2 separate regions of the Homo sapiens genome follow, and region 2 is linked to region 1. Evidence: chromatin loops called from intact Hi-C (ENCODE). Cell type or tissue: heart right ventricle. All regions are shown on one strand. Links, peaks and the distances in the headings refer to the core of each region. The heading gives the core; the rest is flanking DNA.

What was found. Peaks named below come from ENCODE experiments on the same cell type or tissue, not always from the same donor. Only the 100,000 strongest peaks of a DNase experiment are listed, where the experiment ranks them.
Region 2: it touches region 1 in a loop (7-fold over the local background); 1 of 110 quality-filtered maps calls a loop at or near these places.

The regions. Positions count from the first base shown.
Region 1 is chr7:40,598,643-40,604,024 of GRCh38, forward strand. The region is part of intron 12 of SUGCT (succinyl-CoA:glutarate-CoA transferase); the gene reads left to right. Among named protein-coding and RNA genes, the nearest start is that of SUGCT-AS1, 54 kb to the left of the region's middle. In heart right ventricle, for the core only: no CTCF peak of the experiment used is centred there; no DNase peak of the experiment used is centred there.
Region 2 is chr7:40,657,173-40,662,554 of GRCh38, forward strand. The region is part of intron 12 of SUGCT (succinyl-CoA:glutarate-CoA transferase); the gene reads left to right. Among named protein-coding and RNA genes, the nearest start is that of SUGCT-AS1, 110 kb to the left of the region's middle. In heart right ventricle, for the core only: no CTCF peak of the experiment used is centred there; a DNase peak (open chromatin) is centred at 2,273.

The DNA of each region.
Region 1 (5,382 bases), core at 127-5,126:
ATCAACATCTGTTAACGGGACAAACATCTGTTTGGATGCATGGGATGTGAGCCATAACTGTAGGATATTATTTGAGAAAACCAGGTGGTCAAGAAGGTGACAGAAGATGGTAACTTTGACCAATGAATGACAGCTACCATCCCAGACACAGGATCTGTGTAGATAGTGTGCAAATTTTCAAACCACACATGTGTGATACATGGCTCTCAGAATGGAGAGGGTTGACATTTGAGAGAGAGAGAATATTAGACCGTCAAAATACTGACAAGGGGATAATGATTCTTAATAAGAGCATCTCTCTCATCTCCAAGACCATCTTCTTTTCTGTCCACGATTCTAAACTTAATGGTGGCTGAAGAGTTGGAATTGTAAGGGGAACCTAAATGGGGCCTACCTTCCTCTCCACTTCCTTCTAAATGAAATACTGTCTCTTGTTGCTGCTGCCAACTTCCGATGCCACGGGAAGCAGGTCTGTTTTGTGGTCAGATGAGAGAGGGAGGTTGAAACCGACACTTTAAGGGAAGCCTCAGAAGCTGGTGCTCGAGATTTGCTTGCTACCCAATATTATCCTTGCCACAGGATACCATAGGGTTGGGAGAGGGTTTCTCAGAAGTTTGTGGGTAGCGTGTGTATTCTCATTAATTAGGAAATTAAATTGTTCGCTGTAAATTGAAGGGTAAGGAATGTTTTTATTTAAAATTGAGGAAATGAAGTGTGGGAGGGTAGATGATAGCCATGCTTTTTACACCAAATTGCAGTGGTTTACTTGCTTTTGCTTTGAGGGTCATATTAACTTCAGCACCAAAGCTGGTCCCTTGGAATGCCTTTCAGTCCTCCTAAGAATGGATTCATTTTATAAGAGTTCCTGTATGAGCATGATTCTGGGTAATATAAGTCACCTTATTGATTACAAGTTTTCATTCTCTTCCTCCAAACTGCCCGTCTGATTTTCTTTAATATTCTCTCTTACTCCTTGTAGAAACAAACTTAAAACCCAATTGCTTTTGATTTCTAAGCTAAGTTTCCCCAGGCTTACCAGCTTGTTGATAATACATAATAAACTGTAGTATTGCTTTCTACCCACTGGTGTAACTCTGGGCCTCTAGCTATACCTTCAAGCAGTCCTTTCTTATTTTCCTCACTCTAGCTCCCCTTACTGGAGTCCAAATCCCAGGAAGTCAAGTAGGGGTAGTGCCTGAGTGGGAGTGCTATATGGATACTGGTCTCAGCATTCAAAGAACCGGCACCATGTGCTCTGGAAGCCCTTCCAAAGTGCCCGTAGGGTGCCGGGATACCTGCGTTTCTCATTGTGAGGAGGCTGCACCAGGTCACATGTGAGGAGAATGCTTCTCTTCCTCTTTGCAGTTATATTTTGTCTGTTGGGCTCTGGAGAAACATTTCTTGTGCCCGTCAGCAGTTCTTCTTTCTATGGGACTGGTACTATGACCCATACCTGAAGTTGAAAGCAGTCTGTTCTGCCAGTCACAGCCTCTTCCTGGATGTGTCTGCAAAACCATTTCATTATTCTTTTTCAGGAACCTTCCCCCAAACAAACAGAGCAAAAATTTCCAACAACAGAGTTCCTGTTCACTCATTTCTTATGTGTGTGTGAATCCCAATGTAGACTCAAGCTGGATTTCTGTGCATCTAAGAAAGTTACTTCATGCAAGTCTCCCATTAGCCCAACCAACAAAGTTGTGCTGGAAACACTTTCACCCAAATCCCAGGCATCATTGTGGCTAGATGAATGGGTTACCAGGGCTGACTGATAACACATGGTTTGCAGAATGTCATCTAAGGTATTCATTTTGTTAATGTTACAAGGTTTATTAGAGAACCTCTGTGCATCTGCTTAATCTCCAGGGCTTTCACATCAGTTTGGGGGATATAATTGTAACAAGTTCTGTTCATTTTTCTTTGATGAGAGACATGGAGACTTTAACTTCCTAATTGATTTGAAAATTGAAGCCTCAAATACCTTTGGGAAGTAGAAATCATGAAAACCAGAGTAAACCACTTTTCTTTTTTTCTTGATCAAGGGGACATGTGAATTCAGAATTTCTGAAGAATCAAGGTAGAGAGTTTTTTTTTTTTTTTAATAAGACTTGTGGATTGGATTCAAATGAATAAGCATTCATTTCATATAAAGGGAGTAGATATGTCTGTGGCATGAGGATGATGCTCAGAATTGTCTAGTTAGAGACAATTTTGTTTTGTTTTTAAGCTATCTTTACTTTGATATGGGGGAGGGGGCAGTTAAGTACTTTTTAAGGTACTTATGTTCAACACTATGTTCCAATAGTTTTTGGTCAAAACATGAAATGTACCACTGTCATTCTAATATAGCAACATAAATGGAATACTATAAATCTGAAGCCAGTTCTAGAAAGAAAGAGGAGAAAAGGATATTTTTTAAGTCCCATATTTATATGAAGTTCAAAACTGCTTATGGTAGTAGGCAAACAAAATTTCTTTAGTTTATCTATGTGCAGGACCCTTTGAATGGCCAGATGTATTAGTAGCAAATAGTTCAGTATTTGCTATTTGGATGTCTTAGGAAATAGCTTCCAGGTGGGAATCTGTAGAGTTTGGCATTGGGGTGTACAATCTAAAAACTCCTTGTTATTCTAGTTTACCTTTTGTCTTGTATTGACCTGAAGTTCCTAGCTCATTTGATTGGCAAAGGGAGAGATCTGGGATCTGCAGACACCAGGTTCCCCTGTGGACTGTAACCGTCAAGAACACATGTCCTTGCCACAAATCTTTGAGGTACTCATGTAATGGATTTCTGAGTGATAAAATAATACTGCTTAGAAACATTTTCTGAAGGTTTTGAGTCTGTTGTGGAAATACTTACATGAACCACAAAGTACCCTGGCTTTATGCTGTGGTTCATTACCATGAAATTCCATGATGTGGAGTATCACAGGAACCTTACGCTTTGTCTTCTAGTATTTGACAACAGCAGCTCTGCATGAGAAAGCCTAAGCCTCTAAGACAAGCTTGTCCAACATGCGGCCTGCAGACAGTTCGCAGCCTAGATGGCTCTGAATGTGGCCCAACACAAATTTGTAAACTTTCTTAAAATGTGAGGACTTTTTTTTTTTTTTCTCATCAGCTATCTTTAGTGTTAGTGTATTTTATGTGTGGCCCAAGATACTTCTTCAAATGTAGCCCAGGGAAGCCAAAAGATTGGACACCCTTTTTCTAAGATCTAACCCTTCAAATAAGATCTAACCCTTCAAATTGCCAAATTCAAAGTGTATCTAAAAAAGGATTGCCCTTTGCCTGAGAGTTCGCATTTTAAAGCACTCAACATTTTCATTTAGAAATAGTTTCTTTGGACTTTTATAGACATACTCTTTCAAGTTTTTACCTTGGAGACCTCTTCATATAACAATACTTAGAATTTTAAACATGGTTTCACTTTAAGTAATCTCAGCCCAACTCTGTTGAGTGAAATAGATTTGTTTCCTCTCTCAATTGTGTCTGCTGTAATGTAGGATCAGATTATAGGTCAACCCTCAAACCATGGTTATATACTTAAGCCATGGGAAAAACCAACCAACCAACCCCCAAACCTGAGTTACTGAGGCAGTAGGATGCTGTGCTTTGCCATGGTTACCACGGGACTGAATGAAGGGGGATGAACCCAGAAATGAAAACTTAAAAGAAACTGTTTTAATGAAGGGATCTGTCGGGGGGAAGAAGAGGGCTCCCTGCTTCTGGTGAGCAAACACAGCAGCCCTGAGCCTTTACAGCCCTTCGTATTTATTGGGTAGAAAGAGCAGGGAGGAGGAGGTAACGACTGGTCAGCTGCTTGACTGATCACAGGTTCACATTATTGCTAACAGGCTTCAGATGTGTCTATTCACAAGAAACACTTGTGCCTGGGTTGTGACTGCCCTCAGTATTCCTTCTGGACCACAGACTCAGTTTGTCAGTTTGCCAACATCCTGCTTTCATGAGAACAGTTTGCTGTTTACTCATATAGCCTCCAGTGGTATACAGAGCTGATCATGACCCTCACTCTTTTGGCTTGCAACAGTAGGAAGTCATAGTGTCCTCATGAAAACCTACTGGAACTGTTTCCTTCCCTTCTGGGATCTTCTGTTCTTTTTGTCATCCATTCTAATCATTTCTAGGTGTATGTACTATCTCTCCCTTCCATGGGATTAGCAATCCCATCCTAGACATTATTCATAGTAGTGGTAGGATTTTCCAACAGGATGACACTCTTAGGATATTCTCACTTTCTTCTAGAAATGGTAGAAATTTCCCAAACAGTCTTGGGTGGCTGCTTTTCAGAACTGCAGTAGTGATGGGATGTTGGAACAAGGAGCTGGCATAGTAATTCTGAGCATAAATAGGACTGAGGGGAACAGAACTCTCATGTGAACTTCTAGGGAAGTTAAATTCTAGGATGAATTAAATATATTCTTCACTTACAGTTATCCTCTAGTTGGTGCTCATGTGTTTTTAAGAATATGTAACCTCTATTTTTCAAAGAAATGCAACCTGAGAGTATAGAAAATATGTTGATTTAAATTTGATTTTCCAAAGTTCAGACTCTATATTTACACTTGAATAATTGGATGTTAAGAGACTAAAAGGGTTTAGATACATAGGAATATGTATGACAAATGCATAATGATAGCGAAAGTGCTTTCTTTGGTATTCTTGTGTGCCCAAGGTTACCCATAAACCCAATAAAAAAGAAGTGATTTCCTCTACTTGATTTGAAGTAGTCTCTGAATTTCTAAAGACAAAGATTACATTTTATTGATCTCAGAGTTCCCAAAAGAGTCTAGTACAATGGATTAAATATAGTAGCTGTTCCATAAGTTTTTTTGTGTAATTAAGTTCCTGTATAATGAATAATACTTTTATGATTTGAAAGTAGGATAGTACTGATAAAATCTCAAATCCCTTGAGATTTTATTCTGGATTTAGATGGTTCTCAGCCTTATGGTCTGCATAAATAGTAGCCCTTAGCATTGTTCAAGGCATGAGGCCCTGGGTTTAGGGTGTAAGTCAAGTGGACTAGAAATGAGAAAAATTCCCCTTCTTATTTGGTATGTCCTGCTTTTCAAAAATAAGTTAATGATCTTGCCATGCCCTATCATAATTAGTAAGCATGAAATTTAATTTGACATTTCATGTTTGATATGCATAAACTTGCCCCACTATTTTCTATTTCTAGAATGATCTTCCCAACATGCAAATCTGCTCATGTCATTCCCCTGTTTAAAATTCCTCAGTGGCTTCTCGTGAGTTTAAGATATAGATAATATCCTTAGCGCTATTTACAGTGAGTTACACCAACCTTCATCTTTCATTATCCCCAGTCCCCACTTTGTTCTTTAGCCCATCCTGAGGTGG
Region 2 (5,382 bases), core at 183-5,182, 59 kb after region 1:
ATCAAATTTCCATGAAAACAGTTATATGTATATAACTGCTATAGAATTTGTGGAGATATATATGTATCTATTATGCTTCTTTTCCCCTTGGTGAGTAAGAAAGGAATAATTTCCTTTGTTGTTGTCATCCCAGAAGTAATTTTTCCATGGTAGTGGTATGTCAGTACCATATCTGTGCTGTATTTGAGATTGACAATAATGTCAATCGATGCTAGCCTATCATATCTACAAACTTATAATTATTAGATTCTGTTTTAAGTGTCTTTCAGAACGCATATACTGTATCAAGTGCTCAGTCAGGCCCTGTAACATTTAATTAGTAATCTCGTGAGGTAGATTTTTTTTTGAGACGGAGTCCTACTCTGTTGCCCGGGCTGGAGTGCAGTGGCGCAATCTCTGTCGCCCGGGCTGGGGTGCAATGGCGCAGTCTCGGCTCACTGCAACCTCTGCCTCCCGGGTTCAAGCGATTCTCCTGCCTCAGCCTCCCAAGTAGCTGGGATTACAGGCACCCGCCACTAGGCCCAGCTAATTTTTTGTATTTTTAGTGGAGACGGGGTTTCGCCATGTTGGCCACGCTGATCTTGATCTCCTGACCTCGTGATTCACCCACCTTGGCCTCCCAAAGTGCTGGAATTACAGGCCTGAGCCACTGCGCCCGGCCATGAAGTAGATTTTATAATCCCCATTTTCTAGATGAAGGACCTAACGTGAAAGAAGATAAATGTCTGGCTGAAGCTTTTGCAGCTCTTCAGTGATGGAGCTGGGATGATAACCTCAGTCAGACACCAAATCTAGTGATCCATGACACAACAGTACCAAGGAAAACTCTTAGAGGGAATTGAATTAAATTATTAATTTCATGAAATATAAACCTTAGAACAACTTAGGTGAAAGGGAATTAAAACAACCAAAGCCTCTAATGACAGTGAAACACATTATTCCTTTATTGTATCAAGTCTTCGATTAAGCCATTTTTGTCCATGAATTCTAGGCCTTCTGTCTGTTGGCATTTATGTTGTTAATCTCTGAATATTTACAAGTCAGCATGAATATATGATGTATAACCTCGTTATTGAGGAGTCTCAACTCTGAGATAGAGGCATGAAATGGTCTTGGTTTTTTCCAGTTATTGTTTCAACTCTGTTATGTTGAACCCCTTCCCCCTTTCCGTCTCTTAATTTCCTATTGAGATGACTCCATAAGTTTCTGGTTATTTTAATATGAGACCTAATATTATTATAATCCCAAACTCGGCTTAAAGTCCTATCTTTTTCCCATTTAAGGGGCAGATCTGTCCTGGCTCTGATTTCCCTTCTCCTCATCCTCATCAAGACCTAGATCCTTATCTGCGGGTCAGGGAACTAGCAAAGGCAGATACTCTCTTGTGTTACTCTGGTTACAGGCGGTAGGGGAAGTGTCCCTGGCTGTACTCCGATTTGATCTAGTTCTGTCTGATGCTATGGACACTTCATTTAAGGTGAATGTGTTTTGAGTGATGAATTGTCTTGGGATAGGCTTACAATTATTTGAGTCCCCTTTGTTGTGAGTACTTTCTCACAGAGAGGCTGTTTAGTTTTCCTTTGGCATTTCCAGCCGTAAAATCCCACACCCCTCACAGGGTGGGGTAGCCTCATGCCTGGCCTGGTGGCTTCTTGTGTAACCCATGGCTTTTGCCTGGCTCTTCCTCTCCATGTGTCATCACATAAGCCAAGAAAGCTACAGAAAATTTCTTCTGTTCTTTGAGGGCCCGGGGAAACTGGAGTGGTGTGGAGTTTGACTCATTTCATTCCTAGGAACAGTACTCTATTTGTCCCTACAAGACCTGTTGGCATGGCTGCTCCAGTGAGGCTCTCATTTCTGGAAGTTTCTAGTCTGGGAGCAGTCACTAGTCTCTGCTTATGAATGCACTCACACTTCTGGGAATGGATTAGGCAGGCTTTCTCTGATGTTATAGGGATCTAATATGCAGGACAGATCAACTCCCAAAATTATGCTTAACCGAACAATGATACTTTATTATCCCATAGTTTCCCTGGGTCAGAAATTCTAAAGAAATGGCTGGGCAGTTCTATTTCAGGGTTTCTCATGAGGTCACAGTTAGATGTCATGTGGAGGTGTAGTCATCTGAAGGTTTTATTGGGGCTGGAGGATCTGCTTCCAAGGTAGCTCACTTCCATGGCTGGCATCCTGGGGCTCACTATGGGCAGAAAGTCTCAGCTCCTCTCCATGCGTGCCTATTAGTAGAGCTGCCTGAGCGTCCTCATGACATGATGCTGGCTTCCTCCCAGAATATGTGAGCCAAGAGACCAAGGCAAAAGCTGCATGTGTTTTGTGACCTCAGCTCATAAGTCACAAACTGTCACTTCTGTCCTGTTCTAGTAGTCACATAGAGTAGCCCTAATTCAGTGTGAAAATGGGCTACACAGATATATGAATACCAACAGGATTCTTGTGGGTCATATTGCAGGCTGGTTACCACAGTGGGCCTTCAGGTTTCTGAAACTTAACTAAATGAAAAACAAAACAGCAGGAAAAAGAAGCCAATCCACCCTTCTTGCATGCAGTCCCAATTTCTAACCAGTGACTCACTGAGAGCCCTCGAATTTACTTGACTTGGGGTGAGGGACACCATCACTTTCTCCTCCTTAGATATACTCTACTACTCTACTATACAATAGTGTACAGTATAGTACACTACACTGTGAGTGGGAGCCAACAACTCATTTCTCTTCTCTTCTTGTTCCTCTCCTTATTAAACTAGAGAGGAAATGTGGAGTTATGGTTGGTGTGTGAGGCCACTACATCTAAGTAATTTTTTTGAAGACGTCTCCAACTTCCATTATAAGACACATGATGGATGTAATATTGGTTACAGTGACAGCTGCTATAACAAATTAACACCAAAATTTGAATGGCATATTCACCTTCAGTTTATAGGTTTCTCACGTAAAGTTTTCTAACTGGGAGGATTGCTCTATATAGTCATTGAGGCTGAGAGAGGCTCTCCCATATTCAATATGAGGTAATGTCTCCTTGACATTGATATACAGCCAGTGAAATGGGGTAAGGCAGAGAGTATGGGAAGTTTGTTATTGTTGTTGTTTGAGATGGAGTCTTGCTCTGTCACCCAGGCTGGAGTGCAGTGGCATGATCTCGGCTCGCTGCAACCTCTGCCTCCCAGGTTGAAGCAATTCTCCTGCCTCAGCCTCCCAAGTAGCTGGAATTACAGGTGCCCACCACCATGTCTGGCTAATTTTTGTATTTTTAGTAGAGACGGGGTTTCACCATGTTGGTCAGGCTGGTCTCGAACTCCTGATCTCGTGATCTGCCCGCCTCGGCCTCCCAAAGTGCTGGGATTACAGGCTTGAGCCACCGTGCCCAGCCAGGAGGTTTTTATAGTAAGCTTGGCCTGAACTTGCACTCATCAGTTCTCAGACCTCTTTGGCTTTGATGATCTGTCTTCCTCTCTGCTACTACCTGTTGGAAATTCATTCAGGCGGGCATACCTTAGATGTAATCACTGCCAACATCACAACAGAGTTGTGCCACCTCAGAAAACTTTGTTTGATAAAAACAACCCAGTCTCTGACTTCCTCTGTTTACCTCACTTACTCTGATTCTGCCTTTCCAAGAACTCTCCCACTAATCTACAGCTGTACCTGTTTTCAGTTCCTCACCATTCTCCTTGTGCCCTCACCTCTCTGTCTACTGGCCTGGATTCCCGTCCCAGCATTATAACCTTCTTGCCACCCCTGTCCCTTCATTGTACATGACTGGGAACCCCCTGAGGCTGGTTAAAACCAACTGTCTACTTGGCGCCACACCTGTATTTGTGCTCTTGAACAATGTCAGTGAAAAAACATGCAACTTTACTCACTGGACTCGTTACAAATTTACAACCAAAAGTGTGAAATGGGTGCTCCACACTGCATAGATGGACTAGAGGACTCACTTTCTTATTGTCTAAGATGTTCATTTCACACCTTCTCCAGTCTCTTCTTAAATGTTTTTAGCTAATGACCTCAATCTATAATTCTTAGAGATAATTGATAAAATTAGTCAATAACTACTTTAACTTCTCATTGCTCATCATGTTACACTGAAAAGTGATTCCTGCCCCTAAAACCAACCGCTTCAGTTTTTTTCTTAGATCCTGTCTTTTGTACCTTCTGAAAGATTCAGTTACCATTATCCCCTTTCTGTCTTGCATCATCAACTTTTTCCTCTCTGCCAGATCATCCCCACTGGCAAATAAACATACTGTAATATAATTCGTCTTAAAATGAAAAACAAATCCCCTTAATTTGGTCCTTCTTTCAAGTGCCACCCCATTTCTTGGCTTTTTTTCACAGAAAAACTACTTGAAAACATTCTTCAAATTCACTAATTCACAAATTCACCCTAAATTTTCCCCTCTCATTTCTTTTTCAGTCTGCTGAAATTGGAATTTGACTCCTACAACTCTACTAAAAGCTTTCAACCAGATCCCCATTGATCTATGTCTTGTCAGTGCCAATAGTTAAGCCCCTCCTATACTCAGCCTCTCAGCAGCCACCCTGGTTACATGTTTCTTCTGAAACATGGTCTTTTCAGGCTTTCTGCAACACAACATCCTCTTGGATTTCCTTCTTCTTGGTCTTCTTTGCTGGCTTCTTTTTCTCTACCATGTTTTACATGTTAGTGCTTCAGCCATACCCTCTCTCCTGATGACCTCATCCAGTTTGAGTTTTTTAAATCACTGATACACAGATATCTCTAAATTGTTCTCGCCAGCTCAGTCTGCAACTAAGGTCCAGACCTTTAAATCTAACTGCCAAACTGGTATCTCTACTAGAATTCGTAACTCTAAACTGACATGCAAAACAGAGCTGTTTGTTTTTGTCAAACGTATCTCCCCCTTGCCCCAAAGCAAGCTTTTCTCTTTTCAGCAAATGGTGCCATCAAAGGCCTACTTTCTTAAGCTAACATCCAAAGAATGTCCTTGAGGTTTGTGAGATTTTTTATTTTTGTCCATTGACAAGTCCTGTTGGTTCAACCTCCAAATTATAGTCCTAATTCAACTCTTTCTTACCAGCTCTGTTGCTGAAACCTAGCCTGCACTGTGTCACCAGTTTGGTCTACTTCAAGAGCCACCTCACTCGTCTCCTCACATCCTCTGTTCTCCTCCTATAGCCCATCCTCCCCACATAGAAGTCAGACTGCTATTTTAAAGATGAGATCATGTTATTTCTCTGCTTAGAATCATCCAATCGCTTTTATTATCATAGGCTTCAAGGTCTACCTGACCAGACCCTGCCTAGTCCTCTAACCCCAGGCCCCTCCTCTCTCCCTCCTTGTTCACTGTGCTTCTGCCACATTGGCCTTCCTTTTGGGACCTTGAAC